2 separate regions of the Homo sapiens genome follow, and region 1 is linked to region 2. A link is an interaction called in ENCODE POLR2A ChIA-PET data of the cell type or tissue named here. Cell type or tissue: OCI-LY7. All regions are shown on one strand. Each heading gives the region's core, and the rest is flanking DNA. Links, peaks and the distances in the headings are about the cores only.

Region 1 (12,730 bases), core at 2,776-10,775, 95 kb before region 2:
GATACGTGGTCTCAAAAAAAAAAAAAAAAAGAAAAGAAAGAAAGAAAGAAAAGAAAAGAAATTTTCCTCCCCATTTTGACTTCCAATACCTCCCACCCCATTATCTTTCCAGGAAGAACCACTATTATAATTTCTTGGGTTCTCTTCTAGAGATATTGTATATCTATCTATCTATCTATCATCTGATCAATAGTGATATGCATTTTTGTATATGTGTGTTTGTCCTGATAATATTCTGAAAATATTTCAATCTGATGCTTGGGTTAAGGTCAAGATCATTTGGAATGTATATTTGGGCTGAGACATATTTGAATTAAAGTCAGGATACATATTTGGGCTGTTTTCTGATCTCTGACTGACTTTTTGTTTGTTTTGTTTCCAGAGTGACTTTTTATATTTTTTAATTATAAATTTTTTTGTGGGAGGAAGGGAAGGATTAAAAAATGCTACTGGAGATAGAAAACCTATTTATCCATTTGTGTTATATCATACAATGTAGTTTTCTGAAATTATATCTTTTTTTCATTTTCTGGATCTAGACTAGGGGTCAGCAAACTTTTTCTGTGAAGGGCAGGAAGTAGATATGGCTTTGCAGGCCATTCAGTCTTTGTTGTGACCCCTTAACTCTGACATTGTGACTTGAAAGCAGCCATGGACAATATGGAAACTAATGAGTGTAGTTATGTTCAAATGAAACTTTATGAGCACTAAAATTTGAATTCCATATTATCTTACATATCACTAAATATTATTAGTATATGTGTCTCTTTGTATTTTAAACATTTTAAAATGCAAAGATCAGTTTAACTCATGGGATGTGCAGAACCAGGAGGTGGCTTGGATTTGGCCTGTGGGCTGTAGTTTGCTGATCCCCGGGCTATCTGAAAACTAATAAAAATCAGTATTCAGGCTGAGTGCAGTGGCAGCCTGTTACCCAGGCTGGCGTACAGTGGTGCGATCTTGGCTCACTGCAACCTACTGCTCCTGGGTTCAAGCAATTCTCCTGCCTCAGCCTCCTGAGTAGCTGGGACTACAGGCATGCACAATCATGCCCGGCTAATTTTTGTATTTTTAGTAGAGATGTGGTTTCACCATGTTGGCCAGGCTGGTCTGGAACTCCTGACCTCAAGTGATCTGCTTGCCTCAGCCTCCCAAAGTGCTGGGATTACAGGTGTGAGCCACCGCACCCGGCCGACTTCTTCATTCCTTCTCTATGACCCAGCTCTGACCCCCACTTTTTGGTGCTCCCTCAGTCTGCCCTACAGCCTACCCTACATCTTTGATATGGTTTGGCTGTGTCCCACCCAAAGCTCATCTTGAATTGTAGCTCCCATAATTCCCACATGTTGTAAGAGGGACCCAGGGGGAGATAATTGAATCATGGAGGTGGTTTCCCCCATACTGTTAGTGAATATATCTCATGAGATCTGATGGTTTTATAAGGGGAAACCCCTTTCACTTGGCTCTCATTCTCTCTTGCCTCCCACCATGTAAGATGTGCCTTTGCTCCTCTTTCGCCTTCTGCCATAATTGTGAGGCCTCCCCAGCCATGTGGAACTGAGTCCATTAATCCTTTTTAAAATAATTCACCCAGTCTCAGGTATGTCTTTATTAGCAGCGTGAAAACACAAATACAATCTTTCTCTTCCCGTGGAGGCTAAGCAGAGGGTAAGCCCCACTCACCCTTAGACAGAGGGCAGTAATTCAGAGGCCACTAAGGATGTAGGAAGGGACTTGAGGGACTTTGTCTTCTTAGAATCCCCAGAATTGCTTCTACATGCATGGGCCTTATTATTTTTATGCTATTTATGATGCTGCTAGTCCAGAAAGGGCCCCTTAGAGACCTTACATAGTATAAAGACTCAGATTGGATAATGCCAGAACAGTTTATTCTGGATAAGAGTTTTTAGGATCAAGATCTTCTGGTTAAAAGTTAGCCTGTGGAAATTTCCAAAATTGAATAATTAAAATAAGGCTATTTCTTCCAGGCTTGTAACTCCAAGGATGAAGAACAACCAGGGCTTGGGGATGGGTGAAGAATCTTCTGAAGAAGTGACCTGGCTACTCTTATAAAGGTCTGTGCTTCCGCCTGCACGGTCATCACTGCTGTTGACATAAAATACAGAATTTATCATGAGCCATTCCCTGCTTAAACACCTACTATGGTGCCCCATTCGAATCCAAGCAGGGTGTTTAAGGTGCTTCAGACTCTGTCTTGATCCTCCTCTTGCAGATTACTCCCTGCCACTACCCTATGGGGAGTCTCTTGCCACATCCTCCATGCTCTAAATCTCTATGGCTTTGGCTCATCCAGGGTGATGTGACTGTTGCTTCCTCTGCCTGGCTTGTCCTCTTCTCTCTGTTAACTCCTGCTCTTTGTCAAGATCTAGCTCAGATTATTATTTCCTCTCTGAAGACTCTTCTTGGTAAAGTTGCTCGCTCTGCACTGCTTCCTCAGATCTTTGTGCACTTGTTACGTGCTTTTTAATTTGTTTTATGGCTCTATCTCCCTAACTAGACTGAAAGCACTTGAGGATGGTGACCTTTTCATAGTCTTTTTGTTATTTGGGCACTTAACACATAGCAGCTGCCCCATGATTGCTGGTCCCTTTTCTTTCTCTCCTCGCCAACCACCCACCCTGTTGTCAGACTGAAATAAGCCCAAAAGTCCATGGAAGTTGGACAGCTGTATTGACAACTGAGCTATGTCCAGGATCAAGCTATCTCTTCTTAACTGCTTAGCATGCTTCTAAGCATGGTTCAGGGAAGCCAGGACAACAGAAGAGTTCAGATAAGGTGGCCAAAAGTCCTGGAATAGTCAAAACAATTCCTGCTTCCCTGTGGTTATCCTAAGGAAGACCAATGTGTCATTTTCCCCTGGGAGCATCTCAGGGGCTGGCTTTTACTTGTTTCAGGAACAACTTTGCACACATGACCACAGCCATTGCTTTGGCATCTCTTTCCCCTAGACAGGATTTGTTTCCTGGGCACATGTTGACACAAATACCATAGGTTCCTTTTGGCAGGTCCAGGTGCCTACCTATTTCAAAAGGTTGTTTTAGGAATGAAACTGGATACTGTTCAAGTTCCAACCACATTGTGACCTCATCCACTACTACCCACCTACCAGGTCCTCACATGTGAACTCTCCCTGCACTCATGATTGCCCTGCCACACGAGTGTTGGTTGGAGTATTGTTTAGAAGCAAATCAGCCTTCAATGTGTACCATGGGCAGCTATTAGGCATGAAAATCTGCCAGCTGCCCTATAATTTCTATGAACAAAGGGATCCCTACAACAAGGGAAAGCTGGATTCCCACAGAAAGAGACTAGGCAAAGGCATTTGGTCCATTTGTATTGTAAGGCCTAAAACTTCAAGAGCTGCCTTAAAGTGCTTTCAAGTTCTCACAGGGTCCAAAGGTCTAACCCTGAGTTCTCCTGCTCTTTGAATGTGCTCCCCCCTCCACCACCCAGTGGGAGAGGCTCCCCACCTGGCTAGTTCCTCTATTATCAGATCAGCTGCACCCACCCAGTTCTTAACCTATGAGTCTCAAGTCCCTGTCAGCCCACAAAAAAAGCTAATCACATCTTCCTGCAGGAGTACTTTTAATGGCAAAAACCACGATTACCCTTGCACCATCCTAATGCAAAGCCTGCCTTCCACAGCCTCTGCTGGTTCACCCTGCTCCCAAGTGGAACCTCTGTGGGTCACTGCATGGCATGCAGTATCCTCCTCCCTCAGGCTGTGAGTATAGGTGACACTAATTCTATGTGCTATTCATCTCATCTCTTCAGTGTCAGGTGTCATGGGTTCAGCCATCTCACACTATTTAAAGTGGGGGACCCGTCCTTCACTGATGGAGTGGACAGGTGATCAGAGAACCATCCCACCAAGAGAAAGACCCTCTTGAGGCCCTCCATCTCTGCATGTCAGGTTCACAGTAAGTCTTAACGGTGCCAAACATAAGCCCTTATGCCACTCTTCTCTTCTCTTATCACCTTTGCACCCTTCTCCAACCCACACACATGCATACACTGGGCCCCTGACTTCCCTCTTCCTAGCTTCTCTTTCTGCTATTAACTGGCAGTTGCTGCCTAAACTCGCCAACCACCTTGAGAGTTGTGAGAGGATAGCCCGGCAGCCTGTAGCTGTATGCTGGGGGTGGGGAGGGCTGAAAGGAAGAGGACGTCCACCCTCCCAATGTCAAGTTGCTGAGTGAAGTCTCCTTTGATGACAATGCAGTAGGGCTAAAGTGGACTAAAATTTGCTTTCTCTCTCTCAGGCTGTGAGACAGAGCATAGAACCTGTGTCAGGTCACAGGAGAGTGATCCCCCAACACTTTGGGCCATGTTCCAACCCTGCCTGCCCCAATTCCCATTGTGTAAAATCCATCTGCAACCTATGCCAGGTGGGTGGAGAATCTTCCCTCCAGGTTAATTCAACTTCCTAGGATATAGAGGCTGTGAGATTAAATAGGAGCCCCTAGTGAATGGGGACTCAATTGTACTCACCTTTTCCTTGGGCAGGCAGTTGGGGCTGCAGACACAACACTCACACAGCAATGTACTGGGAAGATCTTCTGAAGACACAGATTCAAGACAAATATGTATCTCTCTGACCATGAAGAGGGATGTTAGAACCCCAGAACAGAGATAATATGTTTTGCAAGGACACAAATACTATGGGGCCTGTTGTGGAGGTGTAATAATTCTTTTTCAAACATTCAAACATTCAAATAATTCTTTCTTCAAACATTCTTTTTCCTCTGTGCCAGGGCTCCATTCAGGCTATAAGATATGTGGCTACCATATGTTCCCTGGTGGAGGTGAATATGGTTAGGATGGGACCGAAGAATAAGGTTGGCAAATGTGTAGCTCCTAAAATTTCAAAAAAAAAAAAAAAGTTTTTTTTTTTTTTTTTTTTTTGAGATGCAATCTCACTCTGTCACCCAGGCTGGAGTGCTGTGGTGCAATCTCAGCTCACTGCAACCTCTGCCTCCCGGGTTCAAGCGATTCTCCTGCCTCAGCCTCCCGGGTAGCTGGGATTACAGGCATGTACCACTATGCCCAGCTAATATTTTTGTATTGTTAGTAAAGACAGGGTTTCACTATGTTGGCCAGGCTAGTCTTGAGCTCCTGACCTCAGCTGATCCACCCACCCTGGCCTCCCGAAGTGCTGGGATTACAGGCATGAGCCACCTCGCCTGGTGTAAAAATCCAAATTTAAGATACAAATATTTTGGGAGAAGATGCAATCGGGAGCAAGAGAGTGAGAAGTAATTGTAAGAGTGCTGTCTCCTGACTCTTGCCCCACTGGCCAGAGTCCTGGGATGGGGTATAACTAGACCCTGCCTTCATGTTTGGGGGTCTTGGAGTAGAAGATTCCAGGTTTTTTTTTTTTATTTATTTAGGCAGGACCCTCAATGATAGAAAGTCTTATAGATAAGTTCCACAGTGTAACCATGGAGAGGAGGCATCCCTATATCAAAACTGGAGGTGCAGTATGCCTAAACATGAGCAGGGCAGAGGCAGCTCTCTGATTTTCCATGAGCACAGAGTATCATGGGAGGATCAACTTAATCATCTGATTCCCCTGAGAGGAAGACCGAAGTTAATTGAAAAACAGCTGATGGACTTGTAAAAGGTAGCCATGACCAGTACAAAAGAGCAGTCTTTGCTTACGATTTCACCAGAGCATGCCTAAAGCCTGGAAAATTGCCAGCAGTCTAAAAAGTGGATGTTCTGTTGACTTAGCAACTATTCCCAGCTATAAAAGGAAATAGCACTACTGCTGTACAATGTAGACAGTGTGGAAAAAACAGTATGAATGGAACTCAGATTATTCCTGGGGTCTCTCCTTGCTTTACTGTGTCAGTGTGTATAAGCTCATGAAAGATGTCTATAACTCTGTACAGGTTGGGTCATCAAGGGCTCAGATCTCCTCCAGAATAAAAATCTGAGTCATTCCACCAGAAAAAATTGCACCAATCAATCGAGGGGGTGGCTGAAGGCAAAGGGAACATGGATTGGATAAGCGGAGGCAGGAATTTGTTACAATAAGCTACAGCCTCACAACCAGTTTCAGAAATACTCTCCATCTACCCATATTTCATTTTTTATTGTTGGGTATATGTTTCTGTATTTAATCTTCTTTTCTCTTTCTTCTCCCATTTTCTCACTATTATAACTAGGTGAGTTAGTGGTGGTTGACTTTTAGTATATTTCATAGGATATGAAATATCAGTACAGGATCACAAAAGAACAAGAGATGAAGTGGGCACTATCAGGAGATCCTGAACTTGGAGCTGAATGAAAATAGCAAGTATTGGGCTGTCTTTGGGGACAAGATGAGTGGATTTTCAGTAGTACAGGGGCATATGCAGCAGTACCTGCATTATATTAGGTAGGGTTTGAATCCAAGGGAATGTACGAATATGCAGGCAGAGTTTGGGAATATTCCCAGCAGTGCTGATGCAGCCAGGAGTCCAGCAGTGGTGGTGAGTATTCAGGGTATTAATACAGCATTGGCACATGTCAGAGTCTTCTTGCTGTATGGACATGTACATAGCTATATTCTGTATTGCCCGACGCCTTTGTTTGCTGCCTATCACACCTTCCTATCAATTTTCCATGCTACTCTTAACATTCCAATAAGTAGGGTCAGTTTCAGTTATTTGCATAAAAACCTTTTGCCTGGTTAGCTCCCAGAACTGTGAACTCCTACAAATGCTCAAAGGGTGCTATGTTCTCACAGTCCTCCCTGCCCCAGAATCAACTAATACTGGGAGTAATTGGAGAGAGTTCTCCTCTCACCACAGGACTTAGTATGGGTTGAGGAAGAGATAACATTGAGGCAGGAGTAAATACACAGAGACTGTGAGCAACCTATTCACACAGATCATTTCTGCCTTGGGGTCTGCTCAGGCCCAGTCACACTTTTAGCTTTTCCATTTGACGGGGTGTTGCTGGACATGCCCTACTTGATGGCTAAGTGGATCAGATAACACCCAGCTCACATGGGTGGTAATGTCACACATGAATGGTTGGGCATTCAGTCTTTTCAGAGTTTTAGCTAGTTCTACAAAAAAGAGTAGGTACTTTCCACAGAGAACAGGAACTTGCTCCAAAACCCTAGGGGCTTTCACTGTGATTCTTCTGTCAGGGTTTTCCGGTTCTATACAGCATTCCTGAGCAACTCCAGACATTTTGTGTATCAAAGACCTATTGGTTTATGAGGGCCAAGAGTCAGAGCTACACAAATTTCAGTTTGAGTCAACCAGAGAGACATTGGTTTTTCTTGACATAACTCAAAGCTAATATTTTGTTAAGTTTAGATCACAGGGATACTTCATCTCCCATGGGGAACCTCCATGAGATAGTAATTTCCTGAATTTTTATAAAATTTATGTTTCATCCCAAGAAATTAATGTGACCTGCCAAAACATCTAGGGTATCTGCCTCATCTGTCTCCAGGCCCTGTCAGCACAATGCCATAAATGTACTAGATCAGATGGATATTCAATGGGATGGTGAAGTGGTTAACATCACTGTAATCTAGATTCCGTCATTGAGCCACAGAAGTAACTGACCATGAAGCAAGATAGCGAAAGTATACTGATAGCCCTGCAAGGTGAAAACACTTAACTTTTTGCTTCTGATATTTAGGCTTAGAATTGCAAATATCCAGATGTATAGCTGGCAACATTCCAGATACCAGGAGATCAATTTATTGGCTCTAGTAAAGAGAACCCACCTTAAAGGGCAGCCGTCATTAAAATTACAAACCAATTAACATCACTCTTTCAGTTTTTGAGAGGGCCCAATAATAACACCATTTTATCACTGCCTGAGTTTTGAACCAAATGAGAAGCCTACAAAGGAGTCAGCAGAGGAGGGACAAAATATTACCTTTATCATTGATAAAAAATCTCACTTGAAGGACATAGCTAATACCTTTAGAAAATTTAGATTACAAATATTAAGAATCAGAATTAAACAGACAATCTCATTCAGCAGTGTTAGACTAAGGCAGGATCCTGTTCATTGAGAAAGAGAAGGGAATAATGGGTGCTCTTGTGGTCAGCCAGCCACCAAGTGGCAGGGGAAGGAAAGGGGCTTATGTAATTTACAATTATGTATGTTATAGGAAGAGTACGTAGGGAGGGAAGTTATCCAACTGCAGCCATATCTTGGAGAAATTGCAGATTCAGTTCCATACCACTGCAACAAAGCAAATATCACAATAAATTGAGTCACACGTTTTTTTTTTTTAGTTTCCCTTTACATATAAAAGTTATGTTCACACTACATTATAGACTATTAAGTGTGCAATAGTATTATATCTAAAAAATACTTTAGTGCTAAAACTGCTAACAATTATCTGAGCCTTCAGCAATTCTTTTTTTTTTTTTTTTTTTTTTTTTTTTTGCTGCTGGGGGGTCTTGCCTCCATGTTGATGGTTGCTGACTGATCAGGGTGGTGGTTGCTAAAGGTTGGGGTGGCTGTGGTGATTTCTTTTTTTTTTTTTCTTTCTTTCTTTCTTTTCTTTTTTTTGATGAAGTCTCACTCTGTCACCCAGGCTAGAGTGCAGTGGCTTAATCTCAGCTCACTGCAACCTCCCCCTCCCAGATTCAAGCGATTCTCCCGCCTCACCCTCCTGAGTAGCTGGGATTAGAGGCACGTGCCACCACGTCTGGCTAATTTTTGTATTTTTGGTAGAGACGAGGTTTTACCATGTTGGCCAGGCTGGTCTTGAACTCCTGGCCTCAAGTGATTGGCCCACCTTGGCCCCCACAAATACTGGGATTCCAGGCATGAGCCACCAGGCCCCACCGATGATTTCTTAAAGTGGGACAACAATAAAGTTTGCCACATTGATTGACCCTTCCTTTAATGAAAGATTTATCTGTAGCATACACTGCTGCTTGATAGCATTTTGCCTCCAGCAGAACTTCTTTCAAAACTGGAATCAATCCTCTCACAGACCCTGCTGCTGCTTTATCAACTAAGCTTGTGTAATATTCTCAGTCTTTTGTTGTCATTCCAATAATGTCGCAGCGTCTGTAACAGGAGTAGATTCCATCTCAAAAAAAAAAAAAAAAACTTTCTTTGCTCATCCATAAGAAGCAACTTCTCATTCATTCGAGTTTTATCAGGAGATTGCAACAATTCAGTCACATCTCCAGGCTCCACTTCTAATTCTAGTTCTCTTTCTATTTTTACCACATATGCGGTGACTTCCTCCACTGAAGTCATCCACTAGGGCTGGAATAAACTTCCAAACTCCTCTTAAAGTTGATATTTTGACCTCATCCCGTGAATCACAAATGTTCTTAATGGCACCTGGAATGGTGAATCCTTTCCAGAAGGTTTTTAATTTACAGCCCAGACCCATCAGAGGAATCACTATCTATGGCAGCTCTGGCCTTACAAAGTGGATTTCTTAAATAATAAGACTAGGAAGTCAAAATTACTCCTTGATCCATGGACTACAGAATGGATGTTGTGTTAGCAGGCATGAAAAGAGCATTCATCTCCTTGTACACCTCTATCAGAGCTTTTGGGTGACCAGGTGCATTGTCAATGAGCAGTAATATTTTGAAAGGAATCTTTCTTTCTGAGTAGTGGGTTTCAATAGTGGGCTTAAAATATTCAGTGAATCATGATGTCAACAGATGTGATGTAGTTTAGGCTTTATTTTTCCATTTTTAGAGCATGGGCAGAGTAGATTTAGGATAATTCTTAAGGCTCCTAGGATTTGTGAAATGCTAAATGAGCACTGGCTTTAACTTAAAGTCACCAGCTGCATTAGCTCTTAGCAAGAGTCAGCCTATTCTTTGAAGTTTTGAGGCCAGGCATTGAGTTCTTTCTAGCAATAAAATATTCCTAGATTGCATCTTCTTCCAACAGAAGGCTCTTTTGTCTTCACTGAAAATCTGTTCTTTAGTATAGCCACCTTCATCAATGATCTTAGCCAGATGTTCTGAATAACTTGCTGCAGCTTCTCCATCAGCACTTACTGTTTCACCTTGCACTTTTATGTTATGGAGACGACTTGTACATCTCTATCTTCTTCCCTTAAACCTCATGAGCCAATCTCTGCTGGCTTCAAACTTATCTTCTGCAGCCTCCTTACTTCTCTCAGCCTTGACAGAGTTGAAGACAGGTAGGGCTTTGATTAGGTTTTGGCTTAAGGGAATGTTGTGGCTGGTTTGATCTTCTATCCAGGACACTCGAACTTCCTCCATATCAGCAGTTAAGACTGCTTTGCTTTTGTATCATTTGTATATTCACTGGAGTAACACTTTTAATTTCCTTCAGGAACTTTTCCTTTGCATTCACAACTTGACTCTCAGGTGCAAGAGGCTTAGCTTTCAGCCTGTCTCAGCTTTCAACATGCCTTCTTCAGTAAGCTTATGCATTTCTAACTTTTGATTTAAAGTAAGAGATGTGAGACTCTTCCTTTCACTTGAACACTTAGAGGTCATTGTAGGGTTATTCATTGGCCTCATTTCAATATTTTTGTGTTTAAGGGAATAAGGAGGTCTGAGGAGAAGGGGAGAGATGGGAGAACAGCTGGTGTGTGGAGCAGTCCGAACACACACAGCATTTATGGGTTAAGTACACTGTCTTACATGAGCATGGTTTGTGATACCCCAAAACAATTACAATAATAACATCAAAGATCACTAACCCCAGACCACCATAACACATAATAGTAATGAAAAATTTGAAATATTGAGAGAATTACTGGAGACACAGAGTAAACACATGCTGTTGGGAAAAAATAGTACTGATGGACTTGCTCAATGCAAGGTTGCCACAAACCTTCAATTTGTAAAAAAGTGCAGTATCTGTGAAGTGCAACAAAGTGAGGTAGCAATAAAATGAGGTGTGCCTGTGTTTATTCTCTCAGCCGTTAAAGCTAGAGTCAACTGCAGGTGTAACCGTTCCTCCTGGAGAAGGAGGTCAGCAGTTAGCAAGGCCACTCTACTTCCATCGTCATGAGGTTACTCATAGCTTCTTTGGATATTCCCTGGAACCCCGAACAGTGGCTATAAAGATTGTGAGCAATCCTGGGGAGAAATCCTGGCATGTTTGTTTTGGCATAGGAAGGGGCACTAAAGCCTGGAGCAGGAAAGCCTCAGGGTACCACAGACAGAGGCTGGGCTGTTCTGTGGTATGCCCCATCCCCCATCAAAATTGCCAGGAAGGGCACAAGTAAGGACTTCACTTATTTTAGCCTTTCCCCTAAATTACATTTGAGTAGCCACAGAAGCTGCTATCTCCAGGGGAGCATGAGCTCCTGGGGGCTTCCAAGACATCTGAGGATCATAACTGATGTCAAAGAAAGATACAAACTTCACAAGATAGTCTGGATGAATCAGATTTAATGAACCAAATAGAGCAAGACATAGGACATTGGGCTATAAGATGGAAAGCTTTTTGGTTGTGCTCTGTTCCTTCCTCACTAAGTCCGAGGAAGACTTCGGCTGTAAGGAAGACAGCAGCTGTGCCTGTCCTGCAGAGTCAGAATGATGCGATAACGTCATGGTGGGCTGGAGAGACCAGCAATACCAGCATGCTGATCTGCTGGCCAATGAGGAGCCCTCACTGTCAGCAGGAGTCCCATTTCTTCCTTCACGCTTCTGTGTTCTTCCCTCAGCTTCTTCAATTCCACTCTCACTCTAAGTTCCCCATTTTCACAGTCTGGCCCTTGGGAGAATATTCTCTCTGCTCTGAAGTCTGTAGAGTCTTGGCAGGAATGAAATTTGCGTTGTCATAACCCCCTTCTTTCCATCTCATAAGAAGATATTATAAAATCTCTGCTCAGAGCAAGCCATCTTCCCACCCTGCACATACCTTGTGTTCACCTCAGAGCTGCTCCCTCTTGGATTCCCACATGGAGGGCACATCCCCCACCTAGAGGAGTGACCCTACTCTCCACATCCAACTTCGGTCAGACCCAACCCAATCTGATGAGAAGGATGGAAAATGCAGGGTGATCCCTCTTGTAGGTCAAAGGAAGTGGGTCTGATGAATGCAGTGGGGACACAGCCTGCCTCTGTGTCAGATGATCCCCAGGCCTACGGCTCGGCCTGGAAACTTCTCTGCTCCCCTCGATCCTGAAAGGAGGACTGTGAGCACAGGTCACCTCATCCTCATGGTGATAAAAGCCACCAAAATGAAGACTGTGCCTTCTTCCAGTTAGGCTTTGATGTGCTGCACACACCTGGAACAATTTGTACCCTCAATGTCACCAGAAAGGAAGGCAGAGCAGAAACAGTAGGGCAGGAAGTATACACAAATACGAGGTCTCCAGGGAGTGCCCCCAGGTGAGCCAGTTCCTGTTCTATCTCACAGCTGGTTTCTCTCTAATTACAGTAGTGGTTTCTTGGAGATGTAATCGCCAAACATGAGACATTTAAGAACACTTTTTAGCACTTTGCTAATCCCAACAAGGCATGGATGTTCCTGGTACCTTTAGGAAAAGTGGCCAAAGAAATGAATCGTCTCTGTGTCATTTAGAAAATCAGAGTGAATGCGTAAGCTATGAAGCCAGGTGTAGTGTGCTGGGGGCCATCTGGGGCCTCCTGGAGGTTCAGTGACAAGAGGATTTGAAGAGCTTCTGGGAGAGATGTTGAAAGTGTGCTTGGAAGCCGCTGACCAACCCCCCAGCTGAGATCCCTATGCAGGTATGAAATTCGGGCTGCCGCTTAACTGCAGGGGC
Region 2 (12,730 bases), core at 3,215-11,214:
TGAGATAAATCCATCCAAGGCACTCTAGGCTACTGAAAATAGGGGACAGGAAAGCTAAGAGGAATCATTCTGGAACACTTGGGCCTTCAGCTACTGAAGTCAGGTGCAGGAGAGTTTAAAGAAATCCCTCTGGGGGCATTCCAGCCCTTTGAAAAATTTAAAGTAGCTGCCTTCCAAAATCCGTGGTAAAAGCAAAGCAAAATCTCTTGAGGTGCAGAAAGCTAGGAACAGGACTATAAAGAGAAATTACCAGTGACCCTGATGGGCAAATAGACAGTAAATTTTTTTTAATTTCCTATGGTTCAGAAATCTGGCAACACAAAGAGATCTTAAGAATCTTGCTAATACTCAGGTCCCAAGCCCTGCTGAAGGGAAAGTCTTGAGCCTGTCCTCAAAACGTTTAAAGCCCAGTGCAAATTGAGTCAAACTAAAGCCCAGATTTAGCTCAACTACAGATTAGACTGAATCAGTCCCTTACTCTAGCAGCCTAAAAGAAGAGGTATGCCTATTTTGGGTGTATTATTTGCTTCAATCCTAATTGTTTTTATATATAAAATGCCCAATACAATAAATTATGAGACATGCAAAGAAATAAGAAAATGTAACCTGTGATCAGGAGAAGAAATAGCTAATAGAAGCAGAGACAGAGATGTCCTGGATGTTAAAATGATCGAATGGGGACTTTAAAATATATATATATATATGGTAAAAATGATAAAAGATTTGGTAGAACAGGTGGCCAATGTGAACGAAGGGATGAGAATTTCACCGCAGACACTGAAATCTTTCAAAAGAACCCAAAAAAGGAAAGCTGGAAATGCAAAATAATATCTGATAAATGGTTGCATTAGCTAGGCTAACAGCAGACGAGACCGGGCAGAGAAAAAAATTGGTAGACTTGAAGATGGTTCAATAGAAAGACTCTAAAGTGAATCACACACAAAAACATGCTGAAAATAAAAAAGAGCACATCCAAGACACATAGGAAAATATAAAATAAAGTACCATACATGTACTTAGAATACTAGGCAGAGAGGAGTGAGAGAATGGAAAGAAAAAAATATTGGAAATCATAATTGACAAAAGACATACATCAGACTACAGATCCCAAAACCTTGGAAACCTCGAGCAAGATAAATCAAATAAAATGACAGTTAGGCACAACATAAGCAATGGCTGAAAAGGAAAGAAAAAGAGTAAACCTTAAAAGTAGCCAGAGAGAAAAGATACATTACATATAGGGAAACAATAATACAAATGATGTCTGACATTTCACCACAAATGATGGGAGCAGAGACAAGAGAACATCTTTAAAGTCAAGTTAGAATTTCTATGTCCAACTAAAATAGCCTTCAAAAATGAAGGTAGGGGCTGGGCATAGTGGCTTACTCCTGTAATCCCAATACTTCAGGAGTTTGAGGTGAGTGGATTGCTTGAGTTTAAGACCAGCCTGGGCAACCTAGGGAGACTACGTCTCTACAAAAAAATTAAAATTAGCTGGGCATGGTGGTGCATGCCTGTGGTCCCAGCTATTTGGGAGGCTGAGGTGGAGAGATGACTAGAAGCCCAGGAGTTCAAGGCTGCAATAAGTCTTGAACATGCCACTGCACTTTAGCCTGGGTGACAGAAGGAGACCCTGTCTCAAAAAAAAAAAAAAAAATGAAGACAGAATAAAGACATTTTTAGACCACAAATACTGTTAAAAGAAGGTCTTAAGTCCGAAGGGAAATAATATCAGATAGAATGTAAGACATGCAAAAGTAATAAAGAGAACTAAGAAAAGGAAATATCTAGGTAAATATTAAAGATTCTATTTTAGCATCTTTACATAAAATAATAATATTATATAATAATATCAACCATTTCAGCAAAAATAGCATTAGTGTTATTTTGGTTTATAAGACAAAAGTGCAAATCATGGGATGGGGAAAATTGTTGAATACTGTGGTAAGAGCCTCTTATTATTTATAAGGTAGTATAAAATCAAGCAAAAAATAAAAAGAGATACTAAAAGATATTTGAGTCACAAAAAAATAAGAAAAGAAAAGGAACAAATAAAGTAAAATTTTAAAGGCAAAAATATAGAAAAATCTCAAAATAATCATGCTAAGTACAAGAAGCCAGATCAAAAAAAATATGTACTGTGGGATCCCATTTATATAAATTTCTGGGAAATGCAAAATAATCTACAGTGACAGAAAGTAGATCAGTTGTTCACTCAGGAGGAGTTGGTAGAAGACAGGAATTATAAACGGGCATGAGGAAACTCTCTAGGGTCATGGCCATGTTCATTATTTTGATTGCAGAGATGGTCTCACAGGTATACACATATGGTAAAGCTTATCAAATTATACTCTCTAAATTTAGGCAGTTTATTTTGTGTCAATTATATACCTCAATAAAGATATATACACACATATACATACATCTTATATGCCAAAATGTTAGAGTTAAACCCAACCGTATCAATAATTACATTAAACATGACTGGATTAATCTCACCAGACTAGTTTTCAAAAAAAGCAAGACCCAACTATATTTTGTTTATTAAAAAACGAATTTTAAATCTAAAGACACACAAAGGTTGAAAAGAAAAGGATTGGAAAATGTACACCAGGCCAGGCATGGCGGCTCACGCCTGTAATCCCAGCATTTTGGGAGGCAGAGGCAAGTGGATCATGAGGTCAGGAGATCGAGACCATCCTGGCTAACACGGTGAAACCCTGTCTCTACTAAAAATATAAAAAATTAGCCAGGTGTGGTGGCGGGCACCTGTAGTCCCAGCTACTCGGGAGGTTGAGGCAGGAGAATGGCGTGAACCCGGGTGATGGAGCTTGCAGTGAGCGGAGATCACGCCACTACACTCCAGCCTGGGGGACAGAGCGAGATTCTGTCTCAAAAAAAAAAAAAAAAACAAAAAGAAAGAAAGAAAGAAAGAAAAAGGTACACCATGCAAATGGTAAGCATCAGAAAATTGTATTAATATCAGACGAAGTATACCTCAAGAAAAAGAATATTACTAAAGAAGAAGAGAGAGATTTCCTAATAAAAGGATCAACTCATCGAGAAGATATGAGTCTTAATGAGTATAAGAACTTCAAAATACATGAAGCAAATATTGAAAGAACTAAAGGGAGAAACAAAAACTTCCCAATCATATCTGGAGATTTTAGTACCCAACTCTTAGTAACTGCTAAATAAACAGAAATCAATAAGGATATGTAAATCTTAACACAATGAACCAAATGGACCTAACCGACATTTATAGGTTATTACATCCAACAAGTGAAAAATACATACTTTTTCATATACACATGGAAAATTCACCAAGACACACTGTATGCTGGCCCAAGAAACAAGTCTCAGTAAATGTTCAAGAATCAAAATAATACCGAGTATATTCTCTGACTATAATGGAATTTGATTAGAAATCAATAACAAGAAGATATTTAACCCCCCCCCAAATATTTGCAAATAAAGAATGTAATTCTAAATAATCTGTGGGACAAAGATGAAATCACAAGGGAAATTAGAAAATAACTGAATGATGAAAACCTGTCACATGAAAAACTACGGCATTATGAAGCTGAAGCAGCACTTAGAAGAGAATCTGTAGCGTTCAATGCTTCTATTCAAAAAGAAGAAAGGTGTAAAATAAAAGAATGAAGCTTCCACCTTAAGAAGCTAGGAAGAGTTGAGGAAACTGAACCCAAAGGAAACAGAAGAAAGAAAATAATAAGATTGTTATTCACTGAAACAGAAAACAGACTAAGAAAAAGAAAATCATCAAAGTCAAAATGAGTCATTGGAAAGATTGATAAAATTAATAAACTCTTGCTGCTTCTCAAACATTTTCCAGTAGGTTATTCACAAATTTGCATTAGAGACCAGCAGTGGATGCTCTCAGCATGTAGGTGTAGCCCTCTTGCCACTCGTAGGGGAGAGACATGGAGGGACACACAGCCCCCAAGACTCAAGAGATGGAGGGGGAACCTGGGACACCCAGACCTCCAGGAACTCATTAGACATGCAGGACATAGGGATAGGTCCCTGTGGTGTTTTCTGCATGGACCCACAGCCTGTAGGGAGCCAAGGAAGAGCCACCTTCATGCAGAGAAGAGGAAAGGAAAGGATAGCAGAGGGAAGTCAACCCGAGAAGAAACTCATGAACAATTTTTTAAAAAATCTAGGTCTTGGGGCTGGGCGCGGTGGCTCACGCCTGTAATCCCAGCACTTTGGGAGGCCGAGGCGGGCGGATCACGAGGTCAGGAGATCGAGACCATCCTGGCTAACACGGTGAAACCCCGTCTCTACTAAAAAAATACAAAAAATTAGCCGGACATGGTGGCGGGCGCCTGTAGTCCCAGCTACCCCGGAGGCTGAGACAGAATGGCGTGAACCCGGGAGGCAGAGCTTGCAGTGAGCCGAGATAGCGCCACTGCACTCCAGCCTGGGCGACAGAGCAAGACTCCTTCTCAAAAATAATAATATCATCATCATCATCATCATCATCATCATCATCATCATCATCATCATCGTCTAGGTCTTGGGATTTGCGGGATGCTCCTGGCTCTGAAAATAAACTGTCTCTGAGATCCCCAGGGTAGAGAAACATGGGGAGGTTACAGGCATTCTGCTGCAGGATTGTCTCTTCTTTATTCACTTCTCTCTCTTACCATTGCTTCCTCCACAGAGGAGACTGGAAAGGTCTATGCCAACTCCAGCAAGGTGTGGGTCCAGGAATACATCAGCAACTGGAATTAAACCCCGGCAAGGTCTGGACCCAGCAAGAAAAGTGCTAGAGATGTGAACAGATTGGGCACAGGGACCCAAAACAGGCAAAAGTCTCTGCAACCTCAGAAACTGATTCCAGATCTGGGGGTCTAACTTCATTTTAAATGTACGTATGCTATTTTACTTATAATCCCTTTTTGATTGTGAATTGTGTTGTTTACTAAATGTTCTGGGAAGTCAGATGGCCTTCTCTTGTCTCCCTCCACCTTTCCCCTTCAGTCACAAAGGGATTGACTCCATTTCATGGCTGCAATGAGCTATCTAGGCAGACATTGTAAGAAATTCATCAAACCAGCACATATTTATTGACTATGAGTAGCCAGTGCTGGGTTCAGGCTTTGAAAGAATAAAATATTCCTCTCTTTCTTTCTTCCTTGCTTCCTCACTTCCTCCCTTCCTAACTTCCTCCCTCCCTGTCTCCTTGTCTCCCTGTCTCTCTAGCTCCAAATTTAATAAACACTAGTTTGAAAAGTATTCATATTAGTGAAGATGTGGAGCAACTGACATGCACACACTGCTGCAGGGAGTGTGAATTTGTCCTCCCACCTTGGAAAATACCATTGTCATCTTGTTGCAGCAAAGGTGTGCATGGCCGATGACCTAGCAGTCACACTCCTAGAGAGAGCCACAGTTACCCTTGCACGTTCACAGCAGGAAACATACACAAGAATACTCCAATCAGTGCTGTTGGCACTAGCAAAAATAAAAGGGGCAAATGGAAAATAAATCACGGTATGTTCATAAACCAAAATATTACCAGGAACGAAAGCAAGCACATTACAGCTACATATAGTAAATAGTGTGAATCTCAGGAGCATAATGTTGAGAGGGAAAAAAAGCTATGGAATAAAACATATAATAATTCCATTTATGTAAGTTTGAAAACAGCCCAGAGCAGTGGCTCACACCTGCAGTTCGAACACGTTGGGAGGCCGAGGTGGGCGAATCGCTTGAGCCCAGGAGTTCAAGACCAGCCTGGACAACATGATGAAAACCCATCTCTACAAAAATAATACAAAAACCAGCCAGGCATGGTGGCACATACTTGTAGTCCCAGCTACTTGCGAGGATGAGGTGGGAGGATCTCTTGATTTCAGGGAGGTCGAGGCTGCAGTGAGCCATGATCGTGCCACTGCCCTCGGCCTGGGTGACAGAGTGAGATCCTGTCTCAAAAAAATGAAATGAAGTTTAAAAACATACAAAGTTAAATATATTAATATTCAAATCTATATGGTGAAATGATCAGAAAGGCAAGAGTATATTATAAACATTATTCAGGAGAGAGATCACTCTGTGGAAATGACCACTCAGGGACCATCCCAGGCATCGGGTACAGGGATGCTTGTTGTATTGCTACTCTTTATTCTCAGTCCATATTTTATGCCTAGTTAATATCAAAATATATATTATATATAATTTAAAATACATATATATTATATATAAATAAATATTATATATATATTCTATATATATTTATATATAATATATAAATAAAAATATATATTATATATAAATATATATATAAACAATATTTATATATATATAAACAAATATATAAATAATATTTATATATATATAAACAAATATATAAATAATATTTATATATATATATAAACAAATATATAAATAAAACTATGGGCGAGGCATGGTGGCTCACACCTATAATCTCAGCACTTTGGGAGGCCAAGGTGGGCAGATCACCTGAGGTCAGGGATTTGAGAGCAGCCTGGCCAACATGGTGAAACCCTATCTCTACTAAAAATATAAAAATTAGCAGGCGTGGTGTGAGATGCCTGTAATCCCAGCTCCTCGGGAGGCTGAGGCAGGGGAATCACTTGAACCCAGGAGGCAGAGATTGCAGTGAGCCGAGATCGTGCCATTGCACTCCAGCCTGGGCAACAAGAGCGAAACTCCATCTCAAAAAAAATAATTAAAAAAAAAAGCTAGCCAGACGCAGTGGCTCACACCTGTAATCCCAGCACTTTGGGAGGCCGAGGAGGGCGGATGACCTGAGGTCGAGAGTTCGAGACCAGCCTGACCAACATGAAGAAACCCCGTCTCTACTAAAAATACAAAATTAGCCAGGTGTGGTGATGCATGCCTGTAATCCCAGCTACTCAGGAAGCTGAGGCAGGAGAATCACTTGAACCCGGTAGGCGGAGGTTGTGGTGAGCCAAGATCGCGCCATTGCACTCCAGCCTGGGCAACAAGAGTGAAACTCCGTCTCAAAAAAAAAAAACCTGTAAAAATCAGGCTGTAGAAAAGAACAGTTATTATTACCTCATTTTTGTTTAACTGTATATCTGTATTATACATAATGACTACATACAAAAACATGACTTGAAACTTACACATCAAAATATTGATAGTAAAGAGATTTTTTTCATTTATTTGATTTTCTTAAAAATTCTGTTAAAAAGCAGGCATCTTTTTTGTTAAAAATTATTTTAAATTGCATATAAGAATTTTACAATGAAATTGAAATTGTACACAACTTGTGAAAACATGGAATATGACTTTTTTTGGTATGATCCCACGTAGGGAGAAAGCAAACAGGGAAAAAAGATGAAGACACATCTAAGAATGTTATTGTGGGATCACAGGGGATTTTTGCTGACTTCTTTTTGCTTAAATATTTTCAAAATTTTTCCATAGTGTTGCTTTTTTAATAGTGAATGATGGTAAAAGTGTTTGCTTTGTTTTACTTTAGGAAGAAGGTGCCAGAGGCTTACTGTTTGCTTAAACTCACAGAAGGCCCTATGCATCTTGTTTGCAGCTGAATCTCCAGTGCTCTGCTCATGGTATGTATTCAATACATATTTACAGAATAAATGAATGAGTAAATGAATAAAGAGTGTTAACTGAACAGATGGAAGGGATAAAGCAGAACATGTGGTCTCCAATTTTTATTCATTCATTCTCTGTCCATTATAGGCTAGAATGGGGATAATTCCCAAAGATACGAAGAAATCGAAGCCCAAGATGGGTGGCTTCTCAGTCCCTTGACTTGGATGAAGTCCTCTCTATCAGCTGAGAAAACACATGGTAGAGATTGATGATCTTTGCAGATTCTTGGGAGGCAGACAGGTTGTGGAATATTGAAGATGAGAAAATAGCACCCAGCTTTCCAAAAAAGGAGGGAGAAAGAAAATAGACGATAGACTCCATCAACTTCAGAGTGGTCAGCTGCCTCTAGACTAGTCAAGATTCTACATATACCTATACAATTCTTTTTTTTTTTTTTTTTTTGAAACGGAGTCTCACTCTGTCGCCCAGGCTGGAGTGCAGTGGTGCGATCTCGGCTCACTGCAAGCTCCGCCTCCCGGGTTCACGCCATTCTCCTGCCTCAGCCTCCCCAGTAGCTGGGACTATAGGCGCCCGCCACCATGCCCAGCTAATTTTTTTGTATTTTTAATAGAGACGGGGTTTCACTCTGTTAGCCAGGATGGTCTTGATTTCCTGACCTCGTGATCCGCCTGCCTCGGCCTCCCAAAGTGCTGGGATTACAGGTGTGAGCCACCATGCCCGGCCTATAATTCTTATTTTAAAAAACCTCTTGTTGGCACTTCAGAAAGGAAGTAGTCACTGCAAGTCAGCATGGTGCAGTTAGGCCGAATCAAGCTGGACCAACCCCATTTCCTTCTCTGGAAGCAATGAACATCTGGGGAAGGGTGTAGACAGAGGGCCTCATAGTCAATGGTCAATAGAAAATACTCTGGAATCAGCCGGGGAAACAATTAAATTCAGGAAACAGATACAGTCGTATGTTGCTTAACGATGGGCATAGGTTTTGAGAAATGCTTCATTAGACAATTTCATTGTACAGACATCACATACTTACACAAACCTAGATGGTGGAGCCTGCCACACACCTATATGGTACAGCAATTGCTCCTAGGCTACAAACCTGTGCAGCATGCTACTGTACAGAATACTGTAGGCAGTTGTAACACAGTGGTGAGTATTTGTGTACCTAAACATACCTAAACATAGAAAAGGTACAGTAAAAATAAGGTAGCATAATTTTTGTTTAATGTATTGCTGCTGAACAAATTATGGTATTATAATCTTATAATAAGATGTGTAGTAGGCTACACCATCTAGGTTTGTGTAAGTACATGATGTCTGTATAATGATGAAATTGCCTAACAAAGCATTTCTCAGAACATATGCATGTTGTTAAGTGTCATATATGTAGTCTGTCATTGATAAAAACATCATTATGTGGCACATAACTATATACACTGCTGCATGAGCCAGTGTGCAAAAACAACTTTACTAAAATAAGAATAGTCTAATAAAAAATAAAGCCATAATTCTCCCCATGCCTCCTTCTGCAACTCCAGCCTTTCTCCTTTGAATAGGGGAAGTGGGGCCAGTCAAGCAAGACCGCAGCTCTGGGAGGAGGGTGAATGTTATTTACCAAAACATGGGAGGCAGATGATTCAGTAACTTAGATGTGGGAGGCCAGAAGTTGGCATAGACACCCAAGGGATCATATGATTCAACTATACACCAACGAAAAATGACTGCATGTAAAAATTGGTAAAATTTTAATAAGATCTGTTTTGTTGATAATATTGTAGAGGCCGGGCACGATGGCTGGTTGGGCGCAGTGGCTCATGCCTGTAATCCCAGCACTTTGGGAGGCTGAGGCAGGCGGATCACTTGAGGTCAGGGGTTCAAGACCAGCCTGGTCAACATGGAGAAACCCCATATCTACTAAAAATACAAAAATTAGCCAAGCATGGCGGTGAGCACCTGTAATCCCAGCTACTCAGGAGGCTGAAGCAGAAGAATCACTTGAACCCAGGAGACGGAGGTTGCAGTGAGCCAAGATGGTGCCACTGCACTCCAGCCTGGGTGACAGAGCAAGACTCTGTCTCAAAAAATAATAATGATAATGATATTGTAGAACTGTCAATTTTCTAGTTTTGATGATCATAATGCATTTTTTATACGGTTGTATATGAAGTTTTATAAGCTTCCCATTGGGGGAAGCTGAGTCAAGATTGCACAGAAACTTTATGTACTATTTCTGCAATTTCTATGTCAGTGTAAAGTTATTTTAAAATAAAAAGTTACCATAAAAACAAAAGATTCTTTATGACCTGAAAAAATTATTTCCTCATCATTATTGTAACTTAAACAGTTTTATTATCTTCAAAATCAATATTTGGAGTCATAAAGTTGTAATTCAATATCGGGTAATTTCTAAACATTAACTCTATGTGAGATTCATGAGGGTGCCCTGAGACTGGGCTAGAAACAGAATAATCAAGGTGGAACAGGTCTGGGCGTGGTGGCTTATGCCTGTAATCCCAGCACTTTGGGAGGCCGAGGCAGGAGGATCACTCGAGCCTAGGAGTTCACAACCAGCCTGGGAAACATAGTAACACCTCATCTCTACTACAAAATTTTAAAAATTAGCCAGACATACTGGTGCACTCCTGTAGTCTCAGCTACTCAGGAGGCTGAGGTGGGAGGATTGCTTGAGCCCAGGTGGTCTAGGCTGGAGTGAGCCATAATTGTGCCACTGCACTCCAGCCTGAATGACAGAACAAGGCCCTACCTAAAAAAAAAAAAAAAAAAAAAAAAAAAGCAAAGTAAAACCTCCCGTGAAAAAAGCAAGAGCCAGAATGGGCTAGTTCTTGGGCTGCTCCTTCCCTGGTAGCTTAAATTAAGGAGAGAGGCTCTCAAGGAAGGACAAAGAAAGGGCTTGATGCATGGGAAATCACAATTTTGAAAATAATAGCTATCACTTATTCTCCCATGTGGCTTTCACAGGTTACCTAATTTCTCTATGCCTTGGTTTGCTTCTCTATAAAATGGAGATGATAATAACATCTACAATGCAAGTTTGTTGTGATGGTTAAATTAATTAATACATACATTTAAGCTCATAGAACACCACCTGGCACAGAATAAATGCTTAATAAAAATGGTAGTCATGCCAGGTTTGTGCTTTACATACATTATTTCTAATCTCACAACTACCCTGCCAGAGAGAAAGCATCAATCTCCTCTTCACAGGTGTGGAAACTCATTCAGAGGGTAAATGACACTTGCAGCCAAACGAGTTAGTAATGTTGGTGAAGAAGTTAAGTCTTGGGACTTGGAATTGACATCCCGGTTTCAGGTCTCAGCCACTTAACAATGGGTTAACGCCAACAAGTTCCTTAACCTTACCAAGGCTTGCCAAGTTTATGTTCCTAATGGAACAAGAACATCAACCTCTTAGAGTTTAGGGGAGAATTAAATAACACATTATATAGAAAGCACCTACCAAACTTAGGAGAGGCAAAAATCCATCTCCATTTTCTTAAGATCCCACCTGGACTCAAGAATTAAATTGACATATGATAGATTAATAGGAGAAAAGTACACAAATTTAGTTAATACAAGTTTTACATGACACAAGATCCCTCATAAGGAACAGAAACTCAAAGAAGCAGTTAGGGTCAGTTACTTATACACTGAATTGGACAAAAAATAGGAAGTTGTGAAATGTGATAAGGCAAAGGGGCTGCGCTGGGTGATTAATTGGGTACAGAAATGACTAAGGTGATAAGGTTTGTTTGTGTAGACTTCTCTCGGCTTCAGCTTCCCATCCTTAATAAGAATATTATTTTTCTTTCGGTATAAGGAGGACATCTTTCACATGGGCATTTCATTTCCTGCCTTTGATAAAGACAATAAAGGTCAAAATAAAGAAGGATCTTCTTGCACCTGCTGGGTTCTTTTTTTACATGCCTTTAATTTAAAATATGCCAGAACAGTGAATTTTGGGCGGCATATTCTTAACTCCTTCACAAATAAAGATCCTTATTTTTTCTCCTACACAAAAAAAAGGATAGTGGATTTGGTCAAGCGAGAGTGAGGTTCCTGGTAGGGATAAAGTGTGAGTGGGTTTATTATTCAATGATGATGAACAACTTACACAAGAGAAATGGCAGATTCCAGTGGCTGTAGGTAATTTAGTATTTTGGCTTTAGGTGTGTTTCTTGTCTGAGTGAAAGGCATTGCCTCCCATTCTTGGTGCACGGAGTAGCATGTCTGAGTCTCCTAGAGCATGGCTTAGCCCTACTTCCACCTGCTTCTTTCCAGATATGAATGACAACATCAGTAAGTGCTGCTACATCACCTGGAGGATCCCATGCAAGTATGTGATACATTATTATCTGTCTAATTCATGAAGTGTGTCCCAAACCCACCACCCTGTGAGTCTCACTCCATTAATCAGACTCAGTGGGATGGAGACTGTTGAGAGAAGCACCAACCGTCAGAGCACCTGCCAGGTGTTGCAGACACAGGGAGAGGCAGTAGAGGGCCAGCCTGGGGGCTTTCTGGCCTGGGCTGGAGTCTTCCAGGTGGAAGCAGTTCCCAGTAAATGGAGCAGCATGGTGGGGAAGGGAAGGAGAAGGCTGAAAGGAGGCTGCTAGAAGTGGGGTGGGGTGGACTTGGGAGTCCAAGTGAATGGAATCAGTGCTGCATTGCCCAATAGGCAACCGGCAGGTGCTTAGGAAATCAACAAATAATGCTTTTGAAAGAATACAATATTTGCAACTTCATGCATGTACACAGTGATCAAAGTGGCTATTATTTAAAAAAATCAAAAGTCCCTTATACAGTCTTATCATTACTTTTCAGTTAGTATTGGGTATTTGAAATTACATGCTGAAACACAGAATAACCTTTTTAGAGCCTAGGACCACTCAGGTCTTGCTCTGACCCTGGTTGGAGCTCATCCTTCGGGAAGGAGACAAAAGCCCCCAAATTTACCAGAGAATGGAAGAAAGATGGGATGATCCCTCCTCAGCTTTTGCATTCCTCCATTTTTGATCCTTCTACCCCTTGACTCATAATTTAGACACAAGTAAATGTCTCGCCTGCTTGGGTTTGAGGTAAACATTAGTTCAGGGTTAATTGGATGAGC

Evidence for each region. Peaks named below come from ENCODE experiments on the same cell type or tissue, not always from the same donor. Only the 100,000 strongest peaks of a DNase experiment are listed, where the experiment ranks them.
Region 1: POLR2A ChIA-PET joins it to region 2 with 11 read pairs; 2 of 35 experiments call an interaction of 5 or more read pairs at or near these places.

What each region holds. Positions count from the first base shown.
Region 1 is chr17:36,127,001-36,139,730 of GRCh38, reverse strand. LOC101927369 (a long non-coding RNA gene) reads left to right here. Exons shown (of 3, transcript XR_243796.5): 2 at 1,989-2,075. It overlaps LOC107985055 (a long non-coding RNA gene), which reads right to left and starts at 4,580. Exons shown (of 2, transcript XR_001752867.2): 1 at 4,513-4,580; 2 at 1,595-2,106. In OCI-LY7, for the core only: CTCF peaks have their summits at 7,874 and 8,075; no DNase peak of the experiment used is centred there.
Region 2 is chr17:36,032,911-36,045,640 of GRCh38, reverse strand. LOC105371746 (a long non-coding RNA gene) reads left to right here and starts at 4,814. Exons shown (of 3, transcript XR_001752856.2): 1 at 4,814-4,900; 2 at 7,505-7,595; 3 at 7,729-7,818. In OCI-LY7, for the core only: no CTCF peak of the experiment used is centred there; no DNase peak of the experiment used is centred there.